4 separate regions of the Homo sapiens genome follow, and regions 1, 2 and 4 are each linked to region 3. The links are chromatin contacts, found by Hi-C or POLR2A ChIA-PET in ENCODE. All regions are on one chromosome and are shown on one strand. Each heading gives the region's core, a stretch centred on a gene start or an enhancer-like site at or near the end of the contact. The rest is flanking DNA. Distances are from core to core; before and after follow the strand shown.

Region 1 (6,187 bases), core at 43-2,542, 180 kb after region 3:
GAACAGGGAGTAGATCACATGCTTCAAAGGGCAGAAAGGAGAACTACTGATAAGGGTCTAACAAAGATCACCAGGCAAAGGGCAAAAGCAGAACTACTGATAAGGGTCTATGTTCAGTGGTGCATGTATTGTCTTGATAAACATCTTAAACAACAGAAAATAGCGTTTGAGAGCAGAGAACCAGTCTGACCACAAATTTACCAGGGCTGGGTTTTTCCCCACCCTAGTAAGCCTGAGGGTACTGCAGGAGACCACTGTGTATCTCAGTCCTTATCTCAACCACATAGGACAGACATTCCCAGCGTAGTCATTTACAGACTTCCCCCCCAGAAATGCATTCCTTCCCCAGGGTATTAATATTAATATTCTTTGCTAGGAGAAGAATTTAGTGATATCTTCCCTACTTGCATGTCCATTTATAGGCTCTTTGCAAGAAGAAAAATATGGCTCTTTTTGCCTGACCCCGCAGACAGTCAGACCTTATGATTGTCTTCCCTTGTTCCCTAAAAATCGCTGTTATTCTGTTCTTTTTCAAGGTGCACTGATTTCATATTGTTCAAACACACACGTTTTACAATCAATTTGTACAGTTAACACAATGATCACAGTGGTCCTGAGGTGACGTACATCCTCAGCTTATGAAGATAACAGGATTAAGAGATCGAAGAAGACAGGCATAAGAAATTATAAAAGTACTATTTGGGAACTGATAAATGTCCATATTAAAATGAAATCTTCACAGTTTATGTTCCTCTGCCATGGCTCCAGCCTGTCCCTCCGTTTGGAGTCCCTGACTTCCCGCAACAAAATGGTAGTCATTATAACTGTTATTTAACTTTCCAATGAAACTGCTGCCCCCTAGAAAAGGTTATCCCACAAGTCATATGCAAACGGTCCTTTTTTTTTTTTTTCAAGACAGAGCCTTGCTCTTTCACCCAGGCTGGAGTGCAATGGCACAGTCTCGGTCCACTACAACCTCCGCCTCCCAGGTTCAAGCAATTCTCCTGCCTCAGCCTCCCGAGTAGCTGGGACTGCAGGCACCTGCCACCATGCCCAGCTAATTTTTGTATTTTTAGTAGAGATGAGGTTTCACCATATTGGCCAGGCTGGTCTGGAACTCCTGACCTTGTGATCTGCCTGCCTTGGTCTCCCAAAGTGCTGGGATTACAGGAGTGAGTCACCAAGCCCAGCCAGCAAACTTTTCATTGTTTTCTGAGTTAAACATAGGCGTGCCTCTTGTCTGCCTGATCTCAAGCATCCCTGGCTGTGAGCCCTCCCTGATCTCCAGGGAGATATCTTTGCTCCTCCTCTGGGATTGGGGTCTGCCTATGCTGTTTCTCAGTTGCCGTCATCGTCTGTCTCCATAACCATCTCTCTCACCGAACCAGGCTTTGTGCATCTTTGTATTCTGGGTACCCAGCGCAGCATGTCAGGAAATTCAATTCAATAAACTGAGAAATAAGTTCACTGAGAGTTTAGGTTTATTTACTTTATCTTGTTAACAACTGCAATGATAACACTGCGGGTTAGGGAGCAACTTTCATGTTTAGTCTCAAACGTTTTCTCAAGAGTCGGTGCCGGGGCCTCCCAGCATTGCAGTGAGCTCGGGACATTCTTAGCTGCTTCAAACAAGAAGATATAGCCTGTTTAACTTGCCAGGATTCATGTAACAGAGGCCTGGTCCCATCTGGGCATGTACAAGACTTGCTTCATTTACCTGGAAATTGCAGGTATCTCTTCCTCATAATGAGGTTTCTGAAATATTCCTTGTTTTTCAGAGACTCAAGCTATTAGCCAAGTAGGAGCTAGCAATAGCTCTTAACCAATGGCAAAAGGGTCAGATATTTCCTGTGCTGTTTTTACTGTTTATAGCAGGGCTGACACAATTTGCTGTGGGAAGAAAGACTTGAACTGTCATTATAGATTTTCTCTCCTTGTGTGTGACTTAGCAGGACACTGACATTGGGTCCTCCCTGAAGGTCATCTTGAACCGAATATGCGCCCCTAACTTTCCTTCCAACCAGGCAACAACGGCACAATTTCTTGGCTATATCTTGTTTGCTTTTCAGCAACGGCAAGCCAAAAGCCATCCCAGCACAGAAATAACTGGGATGCCTTTTGTTTCTTTGGCAACTGTTATATCACTCTTGCCTTTCCTTATTTGATGAGAAGGTAGTAGAGAAAAAAATGATAGTGATAATCTCACACAATATGTAGGTATTTTTACAAACCAGTCTTATACTTGAAAATAATTTTATAATACATCAGGAAAATATCAAAGAAAAATATAAGGAAAAGGGAAGAATAGGATTATTGTTAGAAAATATAAAATACCATACTTGCCTTTAGAGAAAAATTTACAGTGTAATTAAATGAGCCAATATCAAGGTGTTTTAATAATCTAAAATATTATTTTTATATACCCTACCACGTAAAATACTCGGCAGGGATCTAACAAATGAAATGTAAACCTTTCCTATATTTCTTTTACATACCATCAATATAGCTTACTACTATTTTGCTTCCTTTACTCACATGCTTAAGAATGAAGTACTATCCTAAAGCAGAAGAAAAATAAAGGCACATCAAACATGCATGCTGCCTATTAACATCTGTTTATTCTAATTTAATTTTTTTTTTTTTTTGAGATGGAGTCTCCCTCTGTCACCCAGGCTGGAATGCAGTGGCACGATCTCAACTCACTGCAACCTCTGACTCCCTGGTTCAAGCGATTCTCCTTCCTAAGCCTCCCGAGTAGCTGGGACTACATGCATGTGTCACCATGCCTGGCTAAGTTTTGTATTTTTAGTGCAGATGGAGTTTCGCCATGTAGCCCAGGCTAGTCTCGAACTCCTGACCTCAAGTGATCTTCTGCCTCAGGCTTCCAAAGTGCTAGGATTACAGGCATGAGCTGCTACCACGCCCAGCCTGTTTTAATATTAATTCAGTATCAATAAACTCAGAAAACTGATTGCACTAACAGGATAATGGTAATTTTCATTATATAAGGAAAGTACTTAATTATTCTATCTTGATCACAATTTGGAATAAACACTTGTCTGGTCTAGCAATAAACTGGGCACTTTCTTTAGCCAAAACAAACAAACAAACAAAAAAAGGGTCAGATATTATCCATTGATACAGTTTGGATATTTCTCCCCTCCACGTCTCATGTTGAAATGTGAGCCCCAGTGTTGGAAGTCGGACCTCGTAGGAGGTGTCTGGGTCCTGGGGGGGGGATCCCTCATGAATGGCTTGGTGCCCTCACCACAGTAATGATTTCATGCCAGATCTGGTTGTTAGGGTCTGGCATCTCCTCCTCCTCTCTCTTGCTTCTGCTCTTGCCATGTGACGTGCCAGCTCCCAGGTCACGGTCCTCCATGATTATAAGCTCCCTGACCCCTTACCAGAAGCCAAACAGATGCTGCTGCCATGCTTGTACATCCTGCAGAACTGTCAGCCAAATAAACCCCTTTTCTGGGCCGGGCGCGGTGGCTCTCGCCTGTAATCTCAGCACTTTGGAAGGCCGAGGTGGGCGGATCACTGAAGGTCGGGAGTTTGAAACCAGCCTGGACAACATGGTGAAACCCCATCTGTACTAAAAATACAAAAATTAGCTGGGCGTGGTGGCGGGCACCTGTAATCTCAGCTAGTTGGGAAGCCGAGGCAGGAGAATCGCTTGTACCTGGGAGGTGGAGGTTGCAGTGACCCGAGATCGTGCTACTGCAATCCAGCCTGGGTGAAGAGTGAGACTCTGTCCTAAAAAAATAAAAAATAAATAAATAATAAGCCTCCTTTTCTTTATAAATTACCCAGTCTCAGGTATTCCTTTATAGCAATGCAAAATGGACTAACATATCCATAAAGCCATTGACCAGGTGAAGAAAAATGATGATGGAGTCTGTTATCTGTCCACCACACTCTATCCTCCCATTCTTCCTCAGTATTAGAACACTACTGCGGATTTTGGCTGCATTTCCAGGGGCTACATTCCCCTGGCTCATGTCCCACTTTGCAGCAAACTGTGGCTATGCAACCCAGCTCTCACAGATGGAATATGAACAGAAATGTTGGGAGCAACTTCCCATTTACTTGATTAAGAGAAAGTCTCTAGCCCTGAACTCACCTCTTGCCCCTATCCTCGAAGTCTGGCTTGGCCACAATTTGGACATCCTTGGAAGTCATGTGTGGAAGGACTGCCATCTGCCACCCTGGACTGGGGACAAACCCACCTGGAATTCTTAAACTGGACTGTTAGATGAGTAAGACATAAACTTATCTTGTTTGAGCCATTGAATTTTTGGGTCTCTTTGTTACAGCAGCTATCATTTCCTCACCCAGACAGAGGCTAAAGCACTACATGTATATACCATTGCCTGGAGCACATAATCGTGCAAGTCCAGCACCTTAAGGTAGCGTAGGCACTCCCTCCTTCTCTTGCTTCCTTTGGTACTGTTCATCCAATATTGGCTTTGGTATCCACCTGTAAACCTACTTTTTTTCTCCTTTCTTTTGACCAGGAAAAATGCCTGCAACGTTGTCAGCCTCTAACCTCTGACTTCCAGGCTTTGCCCTCTCTTTATTCCCCTCTCACTAGCAGCTAGAGTATTATTTTTGAGGATGAATGAAAGTAGCCGCCTCTGGCTATGCACCCCAGTGACTCCTCCCTATAGCACCATAGAGATGATGTCTCTGTGGTTGTCGCGAAACCCAGACCTTGACTGGGTGTGCTGACTCAGACTTGTAATCCCCAGACTTTGAGAGGCTGAGGTGGGAAGATCATTTGAGACCGGGATTTCAAGACCAGCTTGGGCAACATAGTGAGACCCCATCTCTACAAAAACTTAAAAAAAAAAACAAAATCAAACAAACAAAAAAACCAGCCAGGCATGGTGGTGCACACATTTAGTCCCAGCTACTCAGGAGTCTGAGGTGGGAGGGTCACTTGAGCCTTTAAAAAAAAAAAAATCCCAGCTCTTTACTGACTCTATGCCTTCTCCACCCAGGGACATTTAATACACACTGTAAAGTCTGAATAGGCTGCCCTTGGGACAAGGGCCTGAGCAAGGGAGGCAAGGTAGACGTGCTAGGCTGAGGGAGCCACACCACCATGACGAAGAATGCATATATTTTTGTTTTGTTTTGTTTTGTTTTGTTTTGACGGAGACTTGCTCTGTCACTCAGGTTGGAGTGCAATGGTGTGATCTCTGCTCACTGCAACCTCCACTTCCCCAGTTCAGGCAATTCTCCTGCCTCAGCCTCCCAAGTAGCTGGGATTACAGGCACGTGCCACCATGCCCAGATAATTTTTTGTATTTTTAGTAGAGACGGGGTTTTGCCTTTTTGGCCAGGCTGGTCTTGAACTCCTGACCTCAGGTGATCCACCCACCTCGGCCTCCCAAAGTGCTGGGATTATAAACGTGAGCCACCGCACCTGGCCAAGACTGCATTTTACCACTTCAGTTACATCACTCTCCTGACTGCAAACTGCTCTTACCTCTTTCTTTCCTCTTTGTGATTCCTCATTTTACTCCCCCCAGGAGACAACTTTGTTCTCCTCCACAGTGGGAACATTTTTCTGATTATTCCTAAAATATATTATTATTATTATTTTGAGATGGAGTCTCACTCTGCTGCCCAGGCTGGAGTGCAGTGGCACGATCTTGGCTCACTGCAACCTCTGCCTCCTGGGTTCTAGCAATTCTCCCTGCCTCAGCCTCCTGAGTAGCTGGGATTACAGACACGTGCCACCATGCCCAGCTAATTTTTGTATTTTTAGTAGAGACGAGGGTTTCACCATGTTGGCCAGGATGGTCTCGATCTCCTGACCCTGTGATCTGCCTGCCTCGGCCTCCCAAACCTAAAATATATTATTATTTTTTAGAGACAGGAGCTCGCTGTGTTGCCCAGATTGGAGTGCAGTGGCTACTCACAGGTGCAATCATAGCTCACTGCAGCCTTGAACACCTGGGCCCAAGCAATCCTCCTGCCTTGCAAGGCCTCCCAAGTAGCTGGGACTACTGGCATGTGCCACTGTGCCTGGCTTAAATGTATTTTTACACTTTTTTAAAAAATTAGTATCCAAACAAGTTTCCTAGATTGTGTTTGATTTTTAGGTCTCTTAAGTGTCTTTTTTTTCTATGTCAGTGCTGGTCCCCCATTCCCTACTTCTATTGATTTGTTGGTA
Region 2 (6,231 bases), core at 1,374-3,873, 160 kb after region 3:
CTCTCCTAATGTTTGTCTTGCGTTTTTGTTTTCTTTTCTTCTTTTTGAGACAGCTCTGTTGCCCAGCCTGGAGTGCAGTCATGTGATCACGACTTACTGCAGCCTTGACCTCCTGGGCTCAATCAATCCTCCTGCCTCAGCCTCCCAAGTAGCTGGGACCACAGGCCCACACCACCACTCCTGGTTAATTTTTAAATTTTTTGTAGAGATGAGGTCTTGCTATGTTGCCCAGGCTGGTCTCAAACTCCAGGGCTCAAGCAATCCTCCCACCTGGGCCTCTCAAAGTGCTGGGATTACACATGTGAGCCACTGCATCTGGCCTTCATTTTCTTAATGGTGTCTTTTGCTGAGCAGAAGTTTCAATGCTGATGAAGCCATTTTAACTTTTTTTTCTCCTTTTATAGCAACTGCTTTCTCTGACCCACATAAGAAATGTTGGCCTTCTCCAAAGTCATCAGAACATTCTCCCATGTTTTCTTCCAGAAGCTTTGCAAGTGATCTTTGATGTTTAGGTCTATGATTCACCTCAAATCAATTTTTTTGTGTGTTTTGTGATCTGAGTAGAGGTTTATTTTTAAAGATATAAGTAGTTAGTTGTTACAGAACCTTTTATTGATATATGTATCTCTATTAAATTGTTTGTGCACCTTGGCTAAAAATTAGCTATACAGCGTGTCTACTTTTGGACTTAATACATTCTCTTAAATACCACTGTAGTAAAGTAATATAATTTTCCCAACAGTATTCTCCTTTTTCAAAATTGTTTCAGATTTTCTAAATTCTTTGTATTTGTATCTAAATTTTAGAATCATCTTACCAGTTTCTACAAAAATGCCTTCTGAGATTTTGATGGAGATTGCATTGAATCAACAGATCGATTTGTGAAGCACTGGCAATATGATAACAGTATTGAATCTTCTTTTTTTTTCTCATTTGTTTCTGATGAAATTACTGACCTTCAGTATTGAGTCTTCTAATCCATGAATATCGTATATTTATTGAGCTATTCTTTAGTTTTAGTTTCTCTCTTTTTTCTTTTTTTTGTTTTTTTTTTTGAGACAGGGTCTCACTCTGTCACCCAGGCTGGAGCGCAGAGGCATCATTATGGTTCACTGCAGCCTCAGTCTCCTGGGCTTAAGCTATCCTCCTGCCTCAGCCTCCTGAGTGGCTGCAACTACCTGCTTGAGCTCGGTTATGTATATACCACTTCCATTTGATAATGAATGCTGCTGTGCACGCCCCACTGTGTGGCTAGATGGGTCAGAAGGCACCCAGTTTATGTATGACAGGCAGTTCAGGTCGCATGGTGACTTGATGACCCATAATCAAACGTTCAGTTTCCACCAAAGCCCAGTAACAGGCCAAGAGCTGTCTCTAAAAATGAAGGTAGTTATCTGCAGAAGATGGCAGGGCCTTGCTCCAAAATCCTAGAGGCCTTCACTGTGATTCACCTATGGGGGCCTGCCAAAGGCTCTAAACAGCATCCCTATCTGCTATGTGACAAATCACTCAAAAATTTAGCAGTTTAAAACAATTTTTTATTTTATCTTTTTTTTTGTTTTTTTTGAGACAGGGTCTCACTCAGTCACCCAGCCTGAGTGCAATCACTGCTCACTGCAACCTCGAACTCCTGAGCTCAAATAATCCTCCCACTTCAGCATCCTGAGGAGCTAGGACTGCAGGCAGGCACCACCATGCCCAACTAGAGATGGAGTCTCACCATGTTGCCCAGGCTGGTCTCGAACTCCTGGACTCAAGTGATCCTCCCACCTTCGCCTCCCAAAGTGCTGGGATTACAGGCATGAGCCATCACATTTGGCCTTGTTTTCTTTTCTTTTTTTTTTTTTTTTTGAGATGGAGTTTCACTCTTGTTGCCCAGGCTGGAGTGCAATGGTGCAATATTGGCTCACTGCAACCTCCACCTCCTGGGTTCAAGCCATTCTCCTGCCTCAGCCTCCCAAGTAGCTGGGATTACAGGTATGCACCATCATGCCTGGCTAATTTTGTATTTTTAGTAGAGACAGTGTTTCACCATGTTGGTCAGACTGGTCTCGAAATCCTGACCTCAAATGATCCACTTGTCTCGGCCTCCCAAAGTACTGGGATTACAGGCATGGGCCACCATGCCTGGCCAATTTTACTTTTTAATCTCACTGTAATTGTGGGCCAGGGATTCAGGAGAGGCTTAGATGAGTGGCTCTTGCTCAGGATCTCTCACGTGACTGTACTCAGGATGTTGGTTAGGGCTGCAGTCATCTGAATGCTTAGCTGGGGCTGGGGGTCTGCTTCCAAGATGGCTCACTAGGGTGGTTTCTGGCAGGGCCTCCATTCCTTGCTGGGTGTTGGCAGGAAGCCTCTCTTCCTCACCATGCAGCTTGTGCTCTCATGTGGGCTAACTTCCCCCAGAGCAAGCAATCTCAGAGAGAGGGAGGAGGGAGCTGCAGCGCATTTTATGATCTGCCTTCCAGAGTCACACCCATCACTTTCACTTTATTCTGTGCATTAGAAGCCAAAAGCTAAGTCCAGCCCACACCCAAGGGGAGGGAAGTGAGGCTCCACCTCTTAAAGGGAGGATTCTCAAAAATGTGTGAGTATATTTAAAAATCACCGCAGCTTTTTAATATTGTCCCAACAAGGCTGTGCAAGAAACAATCAGGAAAGCTCAGCAGCATAAAACTGTAAGTGTTTATAGTTCATGCATCTGAGAGTTGCCTGGGCAACTCCCCTGACCTCAGCAGGGGTCGTTCACACCTTTGAGGATGGCTTTATTTAAGCAAGGACAACCTGCTTACATCAGGTGGGATAACTTCTGATACAGATTTAATTTTGGTTTGAGGTTTATGTCACCAGTATAATTACTATTTTAAATAATATATTACTAGAAACACATGAACAAACTTGTTTCTAGACATGCTAAAAATGTATTGAAAGCCCCATTTCATTCAGAATGAAATAATAATTTCACATGTGACTTGTAAAATCAATTGTCTCCATATTTACAATTTACCTTTGAGGTGATGATACTGGTGTTGTTATGTTTGTTGTTTTATGTGATTAACTTACAAATATCATCCAATTTTCTTTTCCACTCTATTTTACAAATAATCTGAATATATTCATTGACGTATATATATATTTGTTGTGTTTTGTTTTGTTTTTTAGAAGCAGTCTTGCTCTGTTGTCCAGGTTGGAGTGCAGTGGCACGATCTCGGCTCACTGCAACCTCTGCCTCCTGGGTTTAAGTGATCCTCCTGCCTCAGTCCCCCTGGTAGCTGGGGTTACAGGCATGTGCCACCGTGCCTGGCTAATTTTTGTATTTTTAGTAGAGACCAGGTTTTGCCGTTTTGGCCAGGCTGGTCTTGAACTCCTGACCTCAGGTGATCCACCCACCTCATTCTCCCAAAGTGCTATGGCTTAATAAATAAAATATTCTTTTTTTGAAGTAGAAATAATATTGTTTTTGTATTGCATTCAATTTTTTATGTATGCCTGTTTCATTTCATCAGTTTTAATCTTTGTGTTTTCATCTACAGTTTTAAAAATAGTTACAAAAATGCATTTTCTGGTATATTTGTATGTGTATTTAAAATTTACTGAGTTATCAGAAGAATGGTTTTGTTTTTCTAAATTGTCTGGCTTCATTACAGTAAGCATGAAAGATTTACATTTTATTCAATTTAAAAATGCTGAGAAAATGCTATGTTGCTTTGTTTTTTTAATTAACAGTTGAATCAAATTTGACATGCAAAATATCACACCTATATTTGAAGAATTGCCATACATCACTATTTTTCCCTTTTTCCCTCCCTTCCTTCCTTTCCTTTTTTTTCTGAGGCAGAGTCTCGCTCTCTGTTGCCCAGGCTGGAGTGCAGTGGCACGATTTCGGCTCACTGCAACCTCCACCTCCCGGGTTCAAGCAGTTCTCTGCCTCAGCCTCTCAAGTAGCTGGAATTACAGGCACCTGCCAACATGCCCGGCTAATTTTTGTATTTTGAGTAGAGACGGGGTTTCACCATTTTGGCCAGGCTGGTCCTGAACTCCTGACCTTGTGATCCACCCGCCTCGGCCTCCCAGAGTGCTGGGATTACAGGCGTGAGCCACCGCGTCCGGCTCTTCTTTCTTTTCTCTCTTTCTCTTTCTTTTTTTTTTTTCTCTTTCTCTGTTCTCTGTCTCTCTCTCTTTCTTTCTTTCTCTCTTTCTCTCTCCTTCCTTCCTTCCTTCGTTCCTTCCTTCCTTCCTTCCTTCCTTCCTTCCTTCCTTCCTTCCTTCCTTCCTTCCTTCCTCTCTCTCTCTCTCTCTTTCTCTCTTTCTCTCTTTCTTTCTTTCTTTACAGAGCCTTCCTCTGTCACCCAGGCTGGAGTACAGTGGTGCAATCATAACTAACTATAACCTTGAACTCCTGGGCTCAAGGGATGCTCCCACCTTAGCCTCCCAAGTAGCTGGGACCATAGGCATGCACCACCACACCTGGCTAATTTTTTAATTTTTAGTAGAGATGAGGTCTTGCTATGTTGCCTAGGATGGTTTTGAACTCCTGGGCTCAAGCGATGCTCCCACTTGGCCTCCCAAAGTTTTGCAATTATAGTTGTGAGCCACTGCACCCAGCTGATCTAATACTCTTTTCTTTTCTTTTTTGAGACAGAGTCTCGCTCTGTCGCCCAAGCTGGAGTGCAGTGGCGCAATCTCGGCTCACTGCAAGCTCCGCCTCCCGGGTTCACGCCATTCTTCTGCCTCAGCCTCCCGAGTAGCTGGGACTACAGGCGACCGCCACCACGGCCGGCTAATTTTTTGTATTTTTTTTTAGTAGACACAGGGTTTCACCGTGTTGGCCAGGATGGTCTCGATCTCCTGACCTCATGATCCGCCCACCTCAGCCTCCCAAAGTGCTGGGATTACAGGCGTGAGCCACTGCGCCTGGCGGATCTAATACTCTTTAATCCCGTGTAAGTGACACATGAGATATCCTGCAGCTGTACAATCAGATCACTCATGTTAAAAAGGGAGTTCTCAGCCAGGCACGGTGGCTCACGCCTGTAATCCCAGTACTTTGGGAGGCTGAGGCGGGCAGATCACCTGAGGTCAGGAGTTCGAGACCAGCCTGTCCAACATGGTGAAACCCCGTCTGTACTAAAAATACAAAAATTAGCCGGGCATGGTGGCAGGTGCCTGTGATTCCAGCTACTCTGGAGGCTGAGGCAGGAGCATGGCTTGAACCTGGGAGGCGGAGGTTGCAGTGAGCTGAGATCACACCACTGCACTCCAGCGTGAGTGATACAGTGAGACTCCATCTCAAACAAACAACAACAACAAAATAAATAAATATAAAGGGAGTTTTTTCCAGGGGAGGGGGCAGTGATGGGCTATTCTTCAGAAGCAGGAACTTCCTTCATATCTTAAAGCTCATGAATGAACAAGGGGATCATAAAGCATCAGAAATTGAAGCTTCTTATTTTGCAGATGAGAAAACTGGGTCTGAGAATCCAGATGTCCTGAGTGAGTAAAGGGAAAATTTTCACTTCTTCCTATGGAAGCCTGTCACCCCCCAACTCCATCCTAGGCTGAGGAAGTCTGCGTTCTTCTCTCACGGAGCTGGAGAACCTTTCAAGGTCAGAAAGGAAATAGTTAAGTTATGAAACAATCTGAGAGTGGAACTGGGATGGTGTGAATGCCTTGCTAGAAAGCATTAAAAACAGGCTGGTTGGCCAGAAATAGAGAAGGGCCTCCTGCTCTGAGTGACAGTTTAGATAAGATTTGTGCTTCTCCAACTATCTCTGGTGAAGAAAAATATTTAAAAATTCCCAGTCCATTGCAAACAGATACATTGTAAAATGGAGTAAAAATGAATGATCAGAAAATTAATTTATAAAGTAAAGACATACGGAACACAAGTCTAAGTTATTTTTTATTATTAGATTCAGCAGACATAAACTTAATCTACTAGACTGTCATAAATGTTTCTAAATGTGTATTCTCAATTTCTGGACTTATTTTGTTGTGGTTCAGTAACAAATAGCTTATAGACTGGCCCTGAATGAAGGCGACTTCTTATAGTTCTAACTTTCTGTGTTTTTACTTGAAGCCCAAACAGCTGTGCCTTGAATTTATAGAGGAATTCTTCATCTATACGTTAATTAAACACATGCATCATTTAATTAACCAAATGTTTAGTTAAAGCCTATCATGTATGGGTTAAATGCATGCTATATAGGAAGTTGCATTAGAAATGGTCCC
Region 3 (6,487 bases), core at 3,229-5,728:
GTAAAACAGTTCACATCCTATTTATCACATATACAGCTTACTTAATTAACAAGTAAAAATTTTAAATGCAACTCTTTTGTGTTACCTCATCTAAATAAATCAAGGCTGGGTGCAATGGTTCATGCCTGTAATCCCAGCATTTTGGGAGGTCGAGTTGGGAGGGCTGCTGGAGCCCAGGAGTTCCAGAACAGTCTAGGCAATACAGTGAGACTCCATCTCCACAAAAAAAAAAAATTTTTTTTAATTAGGCCAGGCGCAGTGGCTCACACCTATAATCCCAGCACTTTGGGAGGCTGAGACAGGCGGATCACCTGAGGTTGGGAGTTCAAGACCAGCCTGACCAACATGAAGAAACCCTGTCCCTACTAAAAATACAAAATTAGCCAGGCGTGGTGGCACATGCCTGTAATCCTACTACTCAGGAGGCTGCGGCAGGAGAATCGCTTGAACCTGGGAGGCAGAGGTTGCAGTGAGGTAAGATCGCACCATTGCACTCCAGCCTGGGCAATAAGAGTGAAACTCCGTCTCAAATTTAAAAAAAAAAAAAAAAAAAAATTAGCTGGGCACGGTGGCATGTGCCTACAGTCCCAGCTACTCAGGAGGCTGACTTGAGCCTGGGAAGTCAAGGCTGCAGTGAGCCATAATCACACCACTGTGCTCCAGCCTGGGCAACAGAGGGAGACCCTATCTCAAAAAAAAAAAGGTATGTTTATTTCTAAATACATAATGATGTGAATGCTCCAAATGATTTAATTATACATCACATATCTAATCACAGTCTTGTTTTAAAATTGGTTTTTAAAGTTAATAATTAGCTCAAAACTGAAAATTTTCTAAAACTCTAAAAACACTAATAACCAAGTAGACTTCTGCATGAGCTTGCTAGGCAGAAATATGAAAATATCTTAAATATTGGAAAGCATTTAAAGAATATAAATTCAGGTCGGACGCGGTGGCTCATGCCTGTAATCCCAGCACTTTGGCAGGCCGAGGCAGGAGGATCACCTGAGGTCAGGAGTTCCAGACCAGCCTGGCCAAGATGGTGAAACCCCATCTCTACTAAAAATTTTTTTAAAAATTAGCTGGGCATGGTGGCAGGTGCCTGTAACCCCAGCTACTTGGGAGGCTGAGGCAGGAGAATCACTTGAACTTGGGTGGCGAAGGTTTCACTGAGCCGAGATCACGCCACTGCACTCCAGCCTGGACAAGAAGAGCAAAACTCCATCTCAAAAAAGAAAAAAAGAAATTAGCCAGGTGTGGTGGTAGTGCCTGTAGTCCCAGCTACTCAGGAGGCTGAGGCAGGAGAATCACATGAACCCGGGAGGTAGAGGCTGCAGTGAGCCGAGATTGCCCCACTGCATTCCAGCCTGGGCGACAGAGGGAGTCTCCGCCTCAAAAAAATATATAAAGAAAGAAAGAATATAAATTCACAAAACAGAGTACTACCCACTGTACAATCACAGCAGAATATAAATTCAGTATAACTTTTTAAAACTCCAAAAGCTAAACTTCCACTTCCAGTTAAACATTTGTAGGACCAGGCAAGGCAGCTCATGCCTGTAATCCCAGCACTTTATGAGGCTAAGGCGGGCAGATCCCTTGAGCTCAAAAGTTCGAGACCAGGCCAGGTGCAATGACTCACACCTGTAATCCCAGCAGTTTGGAAGGCCAAGGCAGGCAGATCACCCTGGGGTCAGGGGTTCAAGACCAGCCTGACCAACATGGAGAAACCCCATCTCTACTAAAAAAAATACAAAAATTAGCAGGGCATGGTGGTCCATGCCTGCAATCCCAGCTACTCGGGAGGCTGAGGTAGGAGAATCACTTGAACCTGGATGCAGAGGTTGCGGTGAGCCGAGATGGCACCATTGCACTCCAGCCTGAGCAACAAGAGCAAAACTCTGTCTCAAAAAAAAAAAAGTCAAGACCAACCTGGGCAACCTGGTGAAATCCCACCTCTACCAAAAATACAAAATTAGCCCGACATGGTTGTCCAGGCCTGTGGTCCCAGCTACTGGGAAGGCTGAAGTGGGAAGATGGCTTGGAAGGTCAAGGCTGCAGTGAGCTGTAATAGCACCCTGCATGCCAGCCTGAGCCACAAAGTGAGACCCTGTCTCAAAAAAACAGAATTTGTAAAATGTGTCTCACTATAAATGCTCTATCCGTCAAAAAACACAGCATAGGTGTCCAAAACACAGCATCATTGCCCAAAAACTTTATTCAGGTGTACTTCTAGGAAGGAAAATTTAAGATTTGAATAAAAATTTTCTATATTGGGACATAGAAATTATCAAATTTTGATAGTTTATCATCCAATTCATAAGAAATTCCAATTCATAAGAAATTCATTGGCCTTCAAAATGCCAATGAACATGGGATGACCTTAAAATCAGTATCTGGTTTGACACGCATTGTATTCACTCCCTAAAAAAGCAAGACATGCAACTTGGCTCTTCTTTAAAAGTCTAGGGCCAGGCGCAGTGGCTGACGCCGGTAATCCCAGCACTTTGGGAGGCCGAGGCAAGAGGATCACCTGAGGTCAGGAATTTGAGACCAGCCTGGCCAACATGGCGAAACCCCGTCTCTACTAAAAAATACAAATTAGCCGGTGTGCTAGGGTGTGCTTGTTATCCCAGCTACTCAAGAAGCTGAGGCAGGAGAATCAATCGCTTGAACCCAGGAGGCAGAGGTTGCAGTAAGCTGAGATGGCACCACTGCACTACAGCCTGGGTGACAGAGCAAGACTCCGTCTCAACAAAATAAAAAGTAAAAAAATAAAAGTCTGGGAATAAACAGCATTCTCAGAGTAAGTACACTACCTCAGAATCATCACCACTGCTTCTAAAGTCTCCCTTTCCAAGTGTGACATTCGTTTCTCTACAAAATGCACTTTAGCAGATGTTCAAATTTTCGTCTCCCTTTTGGTGGTAGTCCTTTCCAACAGACTACTAAAAACATATGCATCGCTTAATGCCAGATTCAGAAATGCGAAGGGACATGGAGCCACCAAAAAAGAATATAGACTGTTTTGTCCTGGATTCCTTACCACGTGAAATGGGGAAAAGTCGGCCACTTCAAAGGCCAGAAAAGTATCTTACTAGTGTCCTCGGCCTTCTTGTATATCCAAAAACCTCATCAATTGTTAACAACCAGAAATAAACTAAGAGGCTCCCCAAAAGTGACTTGGCACCGCCACCTCTTCAGCCACCTAGGCTGGTGGTGGCCTGCCGCGGCCACCCCACAGGCGCTGCAGCAGCCCCGCCACTCCCGCATGGTCAGCAACGGACTCCGCCATCTCCTCCGCAGACAGCTACCGGGCGGCGGCGGCAGGGCCCGAGCCTTCTGGCTCGGGGTGCAACGGGCCCCGCATCCCTCCCCATCTAAAGAGGCAAGGCGACCCCCAGCCTCCCCACACTGGCGCCGCGTTCCCGAGCCCGTCTCCACGCCACAGGAAGTCTCCAAACACTGCGGCAGACAGGCGGCTGCAGGCCAGGGGAGAAGAGGGCGCTCCACTCTCCCAAACCCACCCCCGTGGCCCCGGGAACCCCGGGAAGGGCGCGCACCGCCCCCGCCCCCGCCCCCGCCCCCACCCCGGCCCAGATCTCGAGGGCGCGGCCGCCGCCCTGCCCCGCCCCGCCCCGCCGAGTCAGCAGACCCCGGCCCCAGGCGCAGGCGGCGGCCGAATGACACTTGAGAGAGTGAGAGCGGAATCACATGACAGTCCGGGCCACACGCACTTTCTCCCACATGCGCGGCCCACACCCCCCGCGCCCCGCCGCGGACCCTCCGCGTCCCTCCCGCGGCCGCGGCACGGGGCGGGGGCGCCGGCGGTTGCGGCCCAGGTGGGGGCGGCGGTGACCGTTGGGCGCAGGCCGGCGCGCCCCGGCGGGCGGTTGGGTGTTTACCTTGATGCACCGCGACGCTGCAGCCGTGCCCGTCGCAATAAACCAGCGGGTTCTCGGCCCAGCCTCTCTCGTCTGAGCAAACGCAACAGCCTCCAATCATCTCCTTCATACTATGGGAGACCTCGTCCTCCAGTGACACGGGCCGGTCGCTAGAGACCATCTAAGAGGGAGTTGGGGGGACCATTAAAAAACACATGCAAGCCGATTAGTGCTTCCCCCCCACACAGCCCCCCGAGCCCGCCCCGGCGCCCCCCGCCCGGCCCGGCAGCCCACCGCTCGCTCACTCGGGCTTTGCCGCTCAGTCACTCACGTTCCGCACAGGAGTCAGGAGCCATGTCCTTGCTGATTCCCCCCACCTCCCCTCCACCGCCTCCTCCGCCTCCTCCTCCTCCTCAGCGTCTTCCCTCCCCACCTCCACCCGGCCGCTAACGCGGGCGCCCGGAGAGGGCACACATAATCAAGAGGGCCTCCGCACAGGCGCACTGGGGGGAGGGGGGGCTCCCGCTGGGCCAGGGGCAGCGAGGGAGGGGAAGGGGGCTGCGCTTCCTCCTCGGAGCGTCACTTGGCGTGCGCGCCCGTCCTGCGGCCGGCGTGAGGGAGGAGGCCTGGGCGAGGCTAGCCCTGCGTGCGCGCTGCCGCGGCCTGTTGGCTGCCCCCGGCCTACCTCCGGGGCCCCGTCCCCCTCCCCCGCGCCGCTCGCCGCCGCCGAGGTGTGCTGGGGGTGGGCGCGAGGGGAGCCGGCGGCGCGCGGAGGCCGGAATGAACGGGCGCGGGGGCGCGCACGCGGGGGCGGGGACGTTAGGGCCGCCCTCTGCAGCGCTGGTGGCGCGGGCCGCGTGTGAGCGTCGGGAAGAGGCCTGGGAGGTGGCGGGGGAGGTGGACGCCCAGGGCTGGGAAGGGGTTTTCTCAGAATCGCCAGAGGGGAGTCCCCGGGGGCATCATCTCCGTGCCCTGGGAACCTACCTGCTGGCCTTTTCCTCCAAGACTGGCCCGTGGAAAACGAGGGTGGGGCGAGTGTGCCAGCTTCCATGAAGGGTGTAATGAAGCATGGCTTCCTGCAGTTGGCCGCGCTAACTTCACAGTGCTGCCGCAGCCACTCCACCCATTAAATTCACGTCCTGGACTCTTCCCAAAGTTCACCCGCTGGAAGTCCTACCAAATCTGCCGCCCATTTTCGCACTACGTGGGCCCCAATGACAAACGAAAGTGTATTCCAGGCTGAAGGTCAAAAGCCTGTGTTAGGGCTGCACTCGGAGAGGGAACGCCAAGGCGCCCCTCAGCTCGGTGTGCAGGACAAATGGTGGTTTATCCGGAATTAGCAATATAATACGATGATCCGGAAAATGCAGTTGTATTACACCAAAAGGAAGAAGGAACTCTAGCCCTCCTAGTCAGTCGCTAAAACATAATTAACGCCATCAGACAGTGGCGTCCAGTTTTGATGGAGGATTCCTCTGATCCGGGTCTTTTCTCCAAATTTATACTTGGAAATGTGAGGTCATTTAAAAGTGGCAGAAAGATGAGAGCTCCCACCTCACAAACAAATGGAAAATGGATTAGGCCTATCTGCATAGATTAATTAGCTGGATGCTGAGCACTTTTAAACTAAAATCTTCCACTGTCTGCCTATTCCTTATGCATCCGTAAAGCCCAATATTGATGTTTAAGCAAAAAATGTCTAATTAGAAAAGTTTCGCATGAAATCAGAATTATGCATAGATTGTTTAAATGACAAGCCCAGTTAAAAGGCGAATTCATGACTTTTGATTAATACCTTGCAGGTACAAAATGGTTCTTTATCAGCAATTCGCATTATAAATGTGCTGATCTGGAAGATGCACTTTCACAGTGCTAAAGCATAGAGAACCCAAGTTCTCCTAGTCGGTCGCCAAAAGATAATATAATGGTTTGGGCTTTAAAAGCCTTCTAAATGTTCTTCTGATAAAGGGGGGTTAGAAAAGGTATCATGGCTGTTTTTCTATTTCAAATTAATTGCTAGAAATCTGTGTAAGAGTGATAATAGGTATACAGCACAATGAGAGCATATATAGCAAATTCAGATGTTTTAAAAGCTGAGATATACAAAGTAATGGCAATTAAAATATACACTAAAACAATGAGAATTCACATAGTGCATTTAGAAAAGGTGACTACAAGACTACATAATATGAATTCTTTTTTGGGATGTGACAACAATTAATACATTTCTGGATATATAATAATTATATTTTTTAACTACCTTAAAAATTTATGAAACTAAAACGGGCTTCAAACAAAACTATACTGTCTTGTGTATCTTAACCATATATTTTATCTTCACCCTTATACAAAGGATACCAGCTCAATATCCAAGTCCTGTTCAGACTCTTACTATAGAGCAATTCTGAGTTAAAAATCAGTGTGAAACTTCCCCTCCCAAACACTGCAGCCAAGCCTTAATGCATTAAATTATTTAAAAACACATTTGTTTTATTTTTAATGCATTGGAGCTTAGTTCTTGTGAAGGAATTAATTTGTATGTAAAGAAGGATGGGTACCTTGCCCTATTCTTTAACACTTAAAACAAATGTAAGTAAACACTT
Region 4 (6,305 bases), core at 3,323-5,822, 200 kb after region 3:
CTACTCGGGAGCCTGAGGCAGGAGAATCGCTTCAACCTGGGAGGTGGAGGTTGTGGTGAGCCAAGATCACGCCACTGCACTCCAGCCTGGGCAACAAGAGCAAAACTTTGTCTAAAAAAAAAAAAAAAAAGGCAGATTCCTAGATCTCATTTCTGTTGATCTGAATGAGTGTCTCTGGGGCTGGGGGCTGGGAATCCCAATGTGAATTTTAAGCCAACATGCCAGTTGAATTTAATGTACAAAAAATTTGAGAATCATTGTTTTGGGGCGACCTTGTGTATCTCTGTAATCCATTATGAGTTGATTTTGGAGTGGACCATCTTATATCCAAGGCTTATGAAAATCTATTTAATATTGGTGACACTTTGGCTATCTTCGTTATGTTGTTGGTTACAAAATGCAATTGGATGTTGTTTTTATTTTTTTTTTTATTTTTTGAGTCTGAGTCTTGCTCTGTCACCCAGGCTGGAGCACAGCGGCGCCATCTTGGCTTACTGCAACCTCTGCCTCCCAGGTTCAAGCAATTCTCCTGCCTCAGCCTCCTGAGTAGCTAGGACTACAGGCTTGTGCCACCACACCCAGCTAATTTTTTTGTATTTTTGTATTTAGAGGCAGGGTTTTACCATGTTGGCCAGGCTGGTCTCAAACTACGGGCCTTAAGTGATCCACCCGCCTTAGCCTCCCAAAGTGCTGGGATTACAGGCGTGAGCCACCGTGCCTGGCCAGATATTGTTTTTAAAACAGATTCTTGAATTGGGGTAATTCTATGTAATGAATATAGTCATGATTCTGGTATGTAGTTCTGGTATGTAGAAAAGGCAAAATCCCAGCCTGGCCAACATGGTGAAACCCTATCTGTACTAAAAATACAAAAATTAGCAGGGTGTGGTGGCGTGCGCCTGTAGTCCCAGCTACTCAAGAGGCTGAGGGAGGAGAATCACTTGAACCCTGGAGGCAGAGGTTGCATTGAGCCAAGATCGTGCCACTGCATTCCAGCCTGGGCGACAGGGTGAGACTCTGTCTCAAAAAGAAAAAAAAAAGAAAAGGCAAAATCATGGTATAACTCCCCTTACATTTTGTATTAATGGGGCTTTTTGTCTGCTACCCATCATTAGTTGATATAGCTTTTAAACTAGTTATTTTTTCCTCCCAGCTTTATTGAGGTATAATTGACTAATAAAACTGGTATATATTAAGGAATGCAACTTGATGATTTGTTTGTTTTGTTTTTTGAGATAGGGTCTCACTCTGTCACCCAGGCTGGAGTGCAGTGGTATGAGCCTCTGCAGCCTCAACCTCCTGGGCTCAAGTGATCCTCCCACTTCAGCCTCCCAAGAAGCTAGGACTACAGATGCATCTCACCACACCCAGCTAATTTTTTTGTAAAGCTGGGGGTCTCCTTATGTTGTCCAGGCTGGTCTCCAACTCCTGGGCTCAAAGGATCCTCCCACCTCAGCCTCCAAGTACAAAAAATTTGTAGCTGGAACTACAGGTGTGCACCACCATGCCCACCTAATTTTTTTTTGGTAGAAATGGGGATCTTCCTATGTTGCCCAGGCCGGTCTCGAACTCTTGGGCTCAAATGATCCTCCCTCCTCAGCCTCCCAGAGTGTTGAGATTATGGGCCTGAGCCACTGTGCGCAGCCAAGGAGAGACTTTTTATTTTTCCTTTCAGTACAAAGTTTCTCGGGTCCTCCTTGATTTTCTACTGGATCTTCTCACTGACAGAGCAAAAGGGTTCTTACCTCCCATTATCACTTCCTATGTAATTATCCACTGGTCCAGGCACTCAGGGGTTATGCTTCTTTCATTGACAAAGACTTTTGTTTTTTTTTTTTTTTTTTTTTGGAGGCAGAGTCTCCTCCTGTTGCCGAGGCTGGAGTGCAGTGGCAAGATCTCAGCTCACTGCAACCTCTGCCTCCTGGGTTCAAGTGATTCTCCTGCCTCAGCCTCCTGAGTAGCTGGGATTACAGGCACGTGCCACTGTGCCTGGCTAATTTTTGTGTTTTTAGTAGAGATGGGGTTGCACTGTGTTGGCCAGGCAGGTCTTGAACTCCTGACCTCATGATCTGCCCACCTTGGTCTCCCAAAGTGCTGGGATTACAAGCGTGAGCCACCGGGCCCGGCCAAGACTGTTATTTTATCTGCAGCTACACGAAGAAACAATTGCAGCTCTAGCACTCAGCCGGATTAATCACAGATATGTGATCCCTGCACACCAGCACACTGCCTTCTTGAACAGGGCAACTTTGAATTAACATCAGAATGAGATCAAGTAACATCACTAATTATGATTCATAACAAACTTCTACCCATTATTAGAAAGGAAATGCCAACGCCTGACCATTCTTAAAACTATTATTTTATTTTATATTTTTTGAGACCGTGTTTTGCTCTTGTTGCCCTGGCTAGAGTGCAATGGCGCGATTTCGACTCACCACAATCTCCGCCTTCCCGGTTCAAGTGATTCTCCTGCCTCAGCCTCCTGAGTAGCTGGGATTACAGGCATGAGCCACCACGCCTGGCTAATTTTTTGTATTTTTAGTAGAGACGGGGGTTTCTCCATGTTGGTCAGGCTGGTCTTGAACTCCCGGCCTCAGGTGATCCGCCCACCTCGGCCTCCCAAAATGCTGGGATTAAAGGCGTAAGCCACTGTGCCCGGCCCTTAAAACTATTTTTGACCTGTTATGAAAATAGTGTAATTTGAGAAGGAAGAGAGAAGCATGAGAATTAGTTTTCTGGCCAAATGATGTAGTATTTTGCAAACTGACTACATCTTAAAAATACAAAAAATAAAAGATAATGTTGCCGGATGCGGCGTCTCATGCTTGTAATCTTACAGCCCCCACATGGGGGCTGAGGCGAGCAGATCACCTGAGGTCAGGAGTTCGAGACCAGCCTGGCCAACATGGTGAAACACTGTCTCTACTAAAAATACAAAAATTAGCCAGGCGTGGTGGCATATGTCTGTAATCCCAGCTACTCGGGAGGCTGAGGCAGGAAAAATCACTTGAGCCCACGAGATGGAGAGTGCAGTGAGCCAAGATTGTGCCACTGCACTTCAGCCTGGGTGACAGAGGGAGACTCTGTCTCAAAAAGAAAAGAAAAGAAAAAAAGGTAATATTTATTTTGTGTACACCAGAGTAAATAGAGCCCATTTTTTTTTTTTTTTTTTTTTTTTTTTAAGATGGAGTCTCGCTCTGTCGCCTAGGCTGGAGTGCAGTGGTGCGATCTTGGCTCACTGCAAGCTCCGCCTCCTGGGTTCATGCCATTCTCCTGCCTCAGCCTCCGGAGTAGCTGGGACTACAGGCGCCCGCCACTACGCCCGGCTAATTTTTTTTTAATTTTTTTTATTTTTAGTAGAGATGGGGTTTCACCGTGTTAGCCAGGATGGTCTTGATCTCCTGACCTCGTGATCTGCCTACCTTGGCCTCCCAAAGTGCTGGGATTACAGGCGTGAGCCACCGTGCCTGGCCCCAATAGAGCACAATTTTTATATAGAATTTTTTATTTAGGCTGGAGAAAAAGCAATTGCAGTTTTTGCCATTAAAAGTAATGAATTTGGCCCGGTGTGGTGGCTCATGCCTGTAATCCCAGCACTTTGGGATGCCAAGGCAGGCAGATCACGAGTTCAGGAGTTCAAAATCAGCCTGACCAACATGGTGAAACCCCTTCTCTACTAAAAATACAAAAATTAGCTGGACGTGGTGATGCATGCCTGTAATCCCAGCTACTCAGGAGGGTGAGGCAGGAGAATTATTTGAACACGGGAGGTGAAGGTTGCAGTGAGCCTAGATCGCACCACTGGACTCCAGCCTGGGCAACAGGACCAGACTCCGTCTCAAAAAAAAAAAAAAAAAAAAAAGTAATGAATTTGCAGAATCCATTCCCTTTAGCATGAGTTTTCAAAGGCAGACTTCAAGTGTGTTTACCTATCTGGTAGGTTAAACGAGTTCACATCCTTAAAGCTTAGGGCTGTGTTGTGGATGTACACTCCTTGAGCATGTGGGGAAGGAAGTTAGGCACTGACGTTTTTCCGGAATATTCCCTTACCCGATGCCAAATTTCCTATTGCTAATCCCTCATCCTGATCCCTTTCCTGGGGAGTCCTGCCTAATACCAAACCTGTAGACTTTCTGTACAAGGGATGTGGTCTGACAACACACAAGGTTTATACTTTTTAAAATGACACGAGGAATTTTTGTTCCTGTCTTCCAGCAGGCTGTGAGGAGATTTTTATCAATTTGATTCATCACTGTGAAAATGATCTCCTGATTGAGTTTCTTTTGAATTTTTGAAATGGTTAATGAATAAATTGATCTTTTTAATTTTTTTTTTTTTTTTTTTTTGAGACAGGGTCTTGCTCTGTCACCCAGGCTGGAGTGCAGTGGCATGATCATAGCTCACTGTAGCCTCAACCTCCTGGGTTTAAGGGTTTAAGCGACCCTCCCATCTCAGCCTCCTGGATAGCTGGGACTACAAGCATGCACCGCCAAGTCCAGCTAATTTTTTAAATTTTTTGTAGAGACGGGTCTTGCTACGTTGCCCAGGCTAGTCTCAAACCTCTGGGCTCAAGTGATCCTTCCACTGTGGCCTCTCAAAGTGCTGGGACTACAAGCATGAGTCACCATGCCCAGCTGCTTTTTGTTTGTTTAATATTGGAGAGATGTTGCCATAGTTATTTCTTGATTTTCCACACACAGCTTCTGTGTGCTGTGACCTTACTCATGGCAATTCAGTTTCTTATTATACCTTAAGGACAGTGGTACCTTCCTCATTTAGTTTTGTTCAAGATAATACTGTTTGTCCTTAAAGAATGTTTTGAAGATGTACTTTTATAGAACTGCACTCCCACATTATTTCTTGTCTTTTCGCATGATTCTGTGTATTTGCTTCCATTTTCCTGGGACCTTCCTCCAACCTAAATCTTTGGTACTACATTTTTCCTTTTTTTTGTTCTCTAAAACAAAGAGACTTTACTAATCATTAGGAAAACGCGAATCAAAACCACAGTGGTAGCAAGGCGTGGTGGCTTATGCCTGTAATCCCAGCACTTTGGGAGGTCGAGGCAGGTGGATCACTTGAGGTCAGGAGTTTGAGACCAGCCTGGCAACATGGTGAAACCCCATCTCTACTAAAATACAAAAATTAGCTGGGCTTGATGGCGCACACCTGTAATCCCAGCTACTCGGGAGGCTGAGGCAGGAGAATTGCTTTAACTCAGGAGGTGGAGGTTGCAGTGAGCTGAGATTGCGCCACTGCACTCCAGCCTGGGTGACAGAGTGAGACTCCATCTCTAAAAAAAAAACCGAGCTCCTCTGTCCAGCTCATGGGAAAGGTGAATTTCTGGATTGCTCCACTGCACTCCAGCCTGGGCAACAGAGCAAGACTGTGTTTCAAAACAAAACAAAACACAATCAATGATATACCACTTTCACATCCATTAGGATAGGATGGCTTTAAAAAAAGAAAAAAGAAAAACCCCAGAAAGTAATAAATGCTGGTGAGGGTGGGGACAAATTGGAACCCTTGCATATTGCTGGTGGGAATGCAAAATGGTGTAGCCACTGTGGAAAACATGAAGGTGCTTCCTCAAAAAAGTAAATATACTATCACCATGTGATCCAGCCATTCTTTTGGGCATACACCCAAAAGTACTGCAAGGAGGTTCTTTTAGCGACATGTGTACACACTCATGTTCATAGCAGCATTATTCACAATAGCTGAAAGGTGGAAACAACCCAAGTGACCATTTGCAGATGAATGGATAAACAAAATGTGGTATATACATACAATGGAATATGATTCAGCCTTAAAAAAGGAAGGAGGCCGGGTGTGGTGGCTCATGCCTGTAATCCCAGCACTTTGGGAGACTGAGGCGGGCGGATCACCTGAGGTCGGGAGGTCGAGACCAGCCTGACCAACATGGAGAAACTGTCTCTACTGAAAATACAAAATTAGCTGGGCATAGTGGTGCATGCCTGTATTCCAGCTACTCGGGATGCTGAGGCAGGAGAATTGCTTGAACCTGTGAGGCAGAGGGTGCTGTGAGTCAAGATCATGCCATTGCACTCCAGCGTGGGCAACAAGAGCAAAACTCCGTCTCAAAAAAAAAAAAAAAAAAAAAAAGGAAATTCACATGCACAACATGGATGAACCTTGAGGACAGTATGCTAATTGAAATAAGCCAGTCACAAAAGGACGAATGCTGTATGGTTCCACTTATATGCGGTACCTAGAATAGTTGAATTCACAGAGACAGATAATAGAAAGGTGGTTGCCTGGGGCTGGGGGAGGGGAGCAGC

The links. A loop is a pair of places that touch in the nucleus more often than their neighbours do. ChIA-PET counts read pairs that join two places held with the same protein, here RNA polymerase II (POLR2A). Pooled maps may share reads with other maps.
Region 1: a pooled map shows a loop between it and region 3 (2.8-fold over the local background). The contact joins the enhancer-like site here to the promoter of MLLT10 in region 3. A Hi-C loop is called at or near these places in 2 of 168 maps with a recorded cell type or tissue (PC-9 and endothelial cell of umbilical vein) and 7 of 50 pooled maps. POLR2A ChIA-PET finds 5 or more read pairs at or near these places in 6 of 52 experiments (A549, A673, CD4-positive, alpha-beta T cell and 3 more).
Region 2: a loop to region 3 is called in a pooled map, with 6 times the contacts of the local background. The contact joins the promoter of LINC02643 here to the promoter of MLLT10 in region 3. A Hi-C loop is called at or near these places in 2 of 168 maps with a recorded cell type or tissue (PC-9 and endothelial cell of umbilical vein) and 8 of 50 pooled maps. POLR2A ChIA-PET finds 5 or more read pairs at or near these places in 4 of 52 experiments (A549, AG04450, HEK293T and 1 more).
Region 4: a loop to region 3 is called in a map of endothelial cell of umbilical vein, with 7 times the contacts of the local background. The contact joins the enhancer-like site here to the promoter of MLLT10 in region 3. A Hi-C loop is called at or near these places in 4 of 168 maps with a recorded cell type or tissue (MCF 10A, PC-9, endothelial cell of umbilical vein and 1 more) and 5 of 50 pooled maps. POLR2A ChIA-PET finds 5 or more read pairs at or near these places in 7 of 52 experiments (A549, Caco-2, GM12878 and 4 more).

The regions. Positions count from the first base shown.
Region 1 is chr10:21,345,761-21,351,947 of GRCh38, reverse strand. All of the region lies in intron 4 of LINC02643 (long intergenic non-protein coding RNA 2643), which reads left to right. Among named protein-coding and RNA genes, the nearest start is that of LINC02643, 24 kb to the left of the region's middle. Within about 2 kb of position 1,292, at least 2 of the 41 ENCODE cell types and tissues checked have a DNase peak (open chromatin) inside an H3K27ac peak, as active enhancers do.
Region 2 is chr10:21,369,342-21,375,572 of GRCh38, reverse strand. It overlaps LINC02643 (long intergenic non-protein coding RNA 2643), which reads left to right and starts at 2,623. Exons shown (of 5, transcript NR_155751.1): 1 at 2,623-2,678; 2 at 5,458-5,606. RefSeq lists enhancers at 2,339-2,633, 2,270-2,771.
Region 3 is chr10:21,532,223-21,538,709 of GRCh38, reverse strand. It overlaps MLLT10 (MLLT10 histone lysine methyltransferase DOT1L cofactor), which reads right to left and starts at 4,478. Exons shown (of 23, transcript NM_001195626.3): 1 at 4,190-4,478; 2 at 3,906-4,065. The coding sequence starts at 4,065. RefSeq lists enhancers at 1,991-2,504, 2,768-3,480, 4,196-4,909 and silencers at 3,541-3,630, 3,771-4,110, 4,221-4,290, 4,301-4,830.
Region 4 is chr10:21,328,517-21,334,821 of GRCh38, reverse strand. No RefSeq gene overlaps it. Among named protein-coding and RNA genes, the nearest start is that of LINC02643, 41 kb to the left of the region's middle. Within about 2 kb of position 4,572, at least 3 of the 41 ENCODE cell types and tissues checked have a DNase peak (open chromatin) inside an H3K27ac peak, as active enhancers do; they include endothelial cell of umbilical vein, where a contact is called at or near this core.